Regions from separate parts of the Homo sapiens genome. Here region 1 is linked to region 2. The links are chromatin contacts, found by Hi-C or POLR2A ChIA-PET in ENCODE. All regions are on one chromosome and are shown on one strand. Each heading gives the region's core, a stretch centred on a gene start or an enhancer-like site at or near the end of the contact. The rest is flanking DNA. Distances are from core to core; before and after follow the strand shown.

What was found. A loop is a pair of places that touch in the nucleus more often than their neighbours do. ChIA-PET counts read pairs that join two places held with the same protein, here RNA polymerase II (POLR2A). Pooled maps may share reads with other maps.
Region 1: a loop to region 2 is called in a pooled map, with 4 times the contacts of the local background. The contact joins the promoter of SYNPO2 here to the promoter of USP53 in region 2. A Hi-C loop is called at or near these places in 7 of 50 pooled maps. POLR2A ChIA-PET finds 5 or more read pairs at or near these places in 3 of 52 experiments (H1, HEK293 and WTC11).

Annotation. Positions count from the first base shown.
Region 1 is chr4:118,887,418-118,890,117 of GRCh38, forward strand. It overlaps SYNPO2 (synaptopodin 2), which reads left to right and starts at 1,437. Exons shown (of 5, transcript NM_133477.3): 1 at 1,437-1,724. The coding sequence starts at 1,620.
Region 2 is chr4:119,211,263-119,213,962 of GRCh38, forward strand. It overlaps USP53 (ubiquitin specific peptidase 53), which reads left to right and starts at 1,451. Exons shown (of 19, transcript NM_001371395.1): 1 at 1,451-1,611. It overlaps LOC101929762 (a long non-coding RNA gene), which reads right to left and starts at 1,382. Exons shown (of 3, transcript NR_125931.1): 1 at 1,265-1,382. RefSeq lists enhancers at 369-943, 1,066-1,185, 1,517-2,090, 1,796-1,845 and a silencer at 1,316-1,445.

The DNA of each region.
Region 1 (2,700 bases), core at 187-2,686, 320 kb before region 2:
CTCAGTGAGCCTGCTATATTTGTGGTGGTTTTGAACTGCATTGTGACAGGAGGTACTCCTTATAATTTTCCTTTTGCAAACATTTATTCCTTGATTGAATCCACCACCACTACAGCTGCCCTCACTCACTGATTCACCAAAAATTGGGTCCATGATTATCTTGTTTTTATTAATCTTTCTTAAATGCATGTGTAGCTGACATTTATTTCCATGTTTAATATTAGAAGTGTTTTAATCTTATTTAAAAGTTTGGTGATGTCTTTGTGACCAGAAATAGACTGTAGTCACTTAACCTTGTTTTTATCAATTAGTCGATGGTAAAATTGGTTTTAAAGTCACAGTTTCCATGAACCTATCTGTGACGTTTTAAGTGAGGACTTACTGTATATAGTGCTTCTTAGTGCTGAAACAGGCAGCGTGTCTGGAAATTTTGTTTGGTACCACAAGTAACACAAACAAACTTTCCCAGGCTCTTCCTTATTTAGTATGTTTTTATGTGGATGAATGTTATGGAAAACAAAAGTATTATAGGAAAATTAAAATGTCCTTTTTGTACATTTTTGGCAGATTGTATTCAGATTTAAAACATTTAAATATTTGGAATATACAAAATCTGCTTTTATATTGGACCACCCAGATTCATGACATGGGATGACAAACTATAAAAATAAGAAACCTGTAGGTGACATTGTACATTTTATGCAGTTGACTAACTGTTGGGTTTGGGTTTAAGAAGATCAGCAGGTAGAAAGAAAACAAAACACGTTAAAATTTAACATACCCAAAACTATGCAATAGATGTAATTATAAGAATGTAGTTTCCAGGAGAAAAATTCATATTCATTTTCTCTCTTTCTCTCTCCCTTTCTGTCTCTTCTCTTCCCCTTTCTCTAAATATATGGTTCAGAAAGGTACTTTTCAGAGCTGGAGGTTTATTAACAAAAAGTTTGTGCTTTCTTTTGTTTCCTCTTATAGGAATAATTCAGCAGAATGCAGACAGAAAAGTAGTAATTTAACTCATTTTAACTCTTTTTTGTCTATTCCATTCATAAATGTGGCAAGTCTCAAAACATTTATTTGAGAGAATCTAATCCTCTAGTAGTTGAATTCCCAACGCTCCTATTTTAGGACGTCATTCATGGCGTGGAGATTAAACCTTCATGTGTCCTTTACTATTTACAGAATTATTAAATGTAAGTTTTTCAATCATACTTATACCATTAACTGCTTGGATTTAATCTGTTAGTGCAAGATAACTTTGGCTCTCCCTTCCGTCCTCCTTTCCCTTATCTCGCCCCACGTGAGGACATTCTCCTGTGTGTGAAGCTGCTTTCCTTTCCTCGAAGGTGGGCCGAGCAAAGGAGAGTGACGCAAGAGTGGGCTGTGTCCTGGATGCTGCGAGCGCCTCTGCCTCCTTGAGAATGAGCCCATTAGCCGCACAAATTCGCAGCAGGCGGCTGGGGCGGCGGCTGGGGCAGCGGCTGCAGCAGCGGCGGACGCTCTGCATTACCCAGTCTTGCGTCCTCGGCAGGCGCCCGAAGCTGAGTGCGCATCCTCTACCGCACCCAAGCTTCGTCTGTCTCGTCAAGCTCTTCATGCTGCCCAACTAAAAGGAAAACATGGGCACAGGGGATTTTATCTGCATTTCCATGACTGGAGGGGCGCCCTGGGGGTTCAGATTGCAAGGTGGCAAGGAGCAGAAGCAGCCCTTACAAGTTGCAAAGGTAGGACCTGAACGAAGTGTCACGGCTCTGTGCTAGGAAGGAAGGAATGAAAGCAACCTGCTGATGGTGTTTTCAGGTTCTGATGCAGAAGTCTAAGTATTATTTGATTTTGCTGCGGATATTAAGATTTTTCTAGGAAGTGAGTTATTTTCTAAGAAACTTTGGAGAGTAATGGGCCACATCCTATGTAATTAACTTGCAATCGATGAGGGGTGGGTGGGAAGAATGCCATATTTATCAGCTGAGGAAAAGGCCTAGTTAACCATGTTCTTCTGACAACAAGCAAGACACTGGGGAGCGTTTCTTCCAGGCAATTTTAGAATGTTCAGTTGAGTTATTGTTTGATGTCACTTCACTTGGCTCTGGCAGAGGAGAAACGCTCAGTTCAGCATAACGACTTTGCTTGGCTATTTTGGGGACTCATATAGAGTGTTGGTAGTGACATTTATTATGCAGCATTCATGAAAAGGCCAATGTTGGGCAATAATTTTAAAAGTATGATGAAGTGTCATAAAATCTATTTAAAAGAATACCCTTTTAAGGATTTGACAAATAAATGCAAAAATCCAATAAATGCTGTATTCCTTCTTATGTACTCTTTTGGTCAAGATCTCAAAAATAAACTTAGAAGATAATCTAAATATATTATGAGTAACTAAGAGGTAACTTTGTAACACATTAATAACTATTTAAAATGCTTTAAGTTTTTATTGCCATTAGATTGCCTGCATTACTGGTTAGCCCAAGGGGATCTGGTATTCTCTAATTGGCATTCAGCTAAAATAAAACTTAAAATGCACAAAACTAAGCAAACTTTTACCTAACCTTATCATCAAATTGCAAATTATAGTATTGTATTGAAGAACATGCAAGAGCATGGGATTAATTTCCTATTTTATGCTTATATTAAAAATGGGTACAGATCTTTATGAAATACATGGGCCATTGCCTTTGTAGTTATTGTTTGTTTCCCTCT
Region 2 (2,700 bases), core at 201-2,700:
TATACACCTGAGAGTTCTTGGTGCACAGGACACGTGGTAGGTAAATCCATGATGGGAAAGAGACTGCTCAAGGAGACATGGATTAACATTAAACAGAAACAGCAAAAGAAAATGGAGTGCTGGCGAACAGAGACCACGCAGCGGAAAAACAGTATTTAAAGTGCACCAGAAAAGTAGCTGCAGAATGAGGAGAAAATGACATTAGAGAAACGGAGGGAAGAGTTAATGGTGTGCTCTTATTGTTTTAAAAATGCAGAGTAGGATCTTTTTTTCCCCCACCCCTCCCAAAGTTTTTAATATTTTGAGGGCAGAAACCACGGCTTTATTTCATCCTATTTCTGACAGTGCCTAGTTCAGTAAAGGGAACATAGTAAATGCTCAATAAATTCTTAATGATTCAGCCTCAGACATTACAAACGGGTCCTATTTGTCTCCTGTATCAACGACCAATATTTCTTCCCCCTCTTTCTTCAAATAAACTTTTAGAAGTGCCTCTGGGTTTACTGAAATCCATTTTTACAATTAGTATGTTCAACTTACACCAGCTTTGGAATGAGTTCCAAAACCTTCTTTATTTACTTGAGAGATATTCGGTATCAGTGACGATGGGTTTTTCCTTTACTACTATTCCTAAGAAAGGTTTATTCAAAATCAAAGTTTAGCCCAATTCCCAGCAGTACCTTTTAACTTAAAACCTGTTCGAAAGCACGGCAAAGAGGCGGACAGACTTTTCTGACAATCATTAACCAGGTCAACAGACTTATTAAAGCTATCTAATTAAAGGCAAGAAACAACTGCTTGGGGAATACACATTCACGCCACAGGAAGCCATTTAACTGCAAATAGATCGTCTAACGACTCACGGAAATCTAAAGGAAACTGCGTGTCCGCATGGGGTTCTGATGCCAAACTACGGATTGTTCTCTCAGGTAACACCTAACCTAAGTGAAGTCCTTGGTGGATCCGCGTTCTTGAGCTTAGAAAATACCGAATGAACTACCAAGAGCACCAGAATAATCGCCTCCTCCTGAAGAACTAGCCTCTTTCTCACCACACCAGACAGCACGTCCTACAACCACCTTTCCCCCAACAACCAAACTCCAGCGCCAAGCTGCCGCTTTTGCAGAAATGTTCTATCTCTTGGTCTCGCGCGATCTCGCGCCTCCGAGGAAGCCAACTGTATCGCGCACGCCATCAAATCCCCGCGGGAATAGAATTCCGCAGGTCCAGAAAGCCGGGAAATCGCGAGCGGAGGCGGAGTTACCTCGGTGAGCGTGAAGGCGGAGCCCGCTCCGAGGGGCGGGCTCGAGGCGGGGAGAGGGGCGGGGCTCCAGGGACCTGTTGATCGCAGGTGTCACTGGCCTGACTGGTCCCTGGGTATTGGGGCGTATGCGCATGCTCCGCTCACAGGGTCGGGCTCTGGGCGGCGGAGACCAGCCGCCTGTGCTCCAGTTCCCGGTGAGCCTCGGTACTGTGGCAGCAGTCAGTGTGTCTGGCGGGTGTCGGCGTGAAGCGGGGCTGGGCCAGCGGGAGGTAGCTCTGTGGGAGTGGAAGGCCTGTATTTCTCTACCTGGACCGCACGCTCCTCGCGCAAGGAGGGTAGAGCTCAAGGTAAGTCTCCGAAACTAGCCCTCTGGTTGGAGATCCAGAGACCTGCGACCCCCGCGGGCCTGACCGGGACACTCTCATTCTAGCCCCAGAGCTCGTCTCTCCCCTCGCAGCCCGGCGACCTCCTATGGCCCCGGCCCTCTGGGCACACACACACTCTCTTTGCTGGGCGGTTCAGACGCCAGAGGTCACGCAGCCCTTTCGCCCCTTCTCGCCGCGTCTGGCGGAGATGCCTCTGGCCAGGCTGGAGGCGCTCGCGAGGCGGGAGGAGGTGCTGTACTTGTTGGGTCCTGGATGTTATTGCTGCCGTGTTTGAGGGCGGCGACAAGCTGGAGTCCTGCTGGGATTGTGAGTAATACCCTTACTTGGCTCCTGCCCCTGGCTGTCCAAGCCACATTGCCTCGCCTGAGCACACAGTTTTTTACTTAAAGGGGTCCAGGATGGTTATGCTCCCTCCTTGGAGAAGAGAGATGACTGGACTCGTGAGATTCTTGGGGTGGTGGTTTCTCAGTGGTAGTGGTGATGTATATAAAGTTAATGTTTAGCTTCTAAAGGGCGGCTTACGGGGCATTTACCAAACTATTTTTAAACAGTGTTGGAGAACAGGAAGTACTTGCACAGGTGTAATAGGGAGGGTTTCTAAAACCTGCAATCTGAGGATGTTTTGAGGTTTGTAACCCTGCTACAAGGTTTTCTTTATCAATGCAAAGTATGCAGGGAATTACCAGTTGGACAGCAAAGTTTTCCGAAAGTTTCCTTATCTGGAAATAGATATATATATATATATATATGTGTGTGTGTGTATGTATGTATGTATAAATATATATATTTGCAAAGAATATCTAAGGCTATTTTTGAGGTAGGTTTAATAGTAAACTTAACCTGTAGTCCCAGCTACTCGGGAGGCTGAGGCAGGAGAATTGCTTGAACCGGAGGTTGCAGTGAGCCGAGATCGCGCCACTGCATTCCAGCAGGGGCGACAGAGCCAGACTCCGTCTCCAAAAAACAAACAAACAAACAAAAAAACGCAGTACACTTAGGAAGGTTTTTGTGATTAAGATCTGATTCACTTTTAGTTATTAAAAGAAAAGG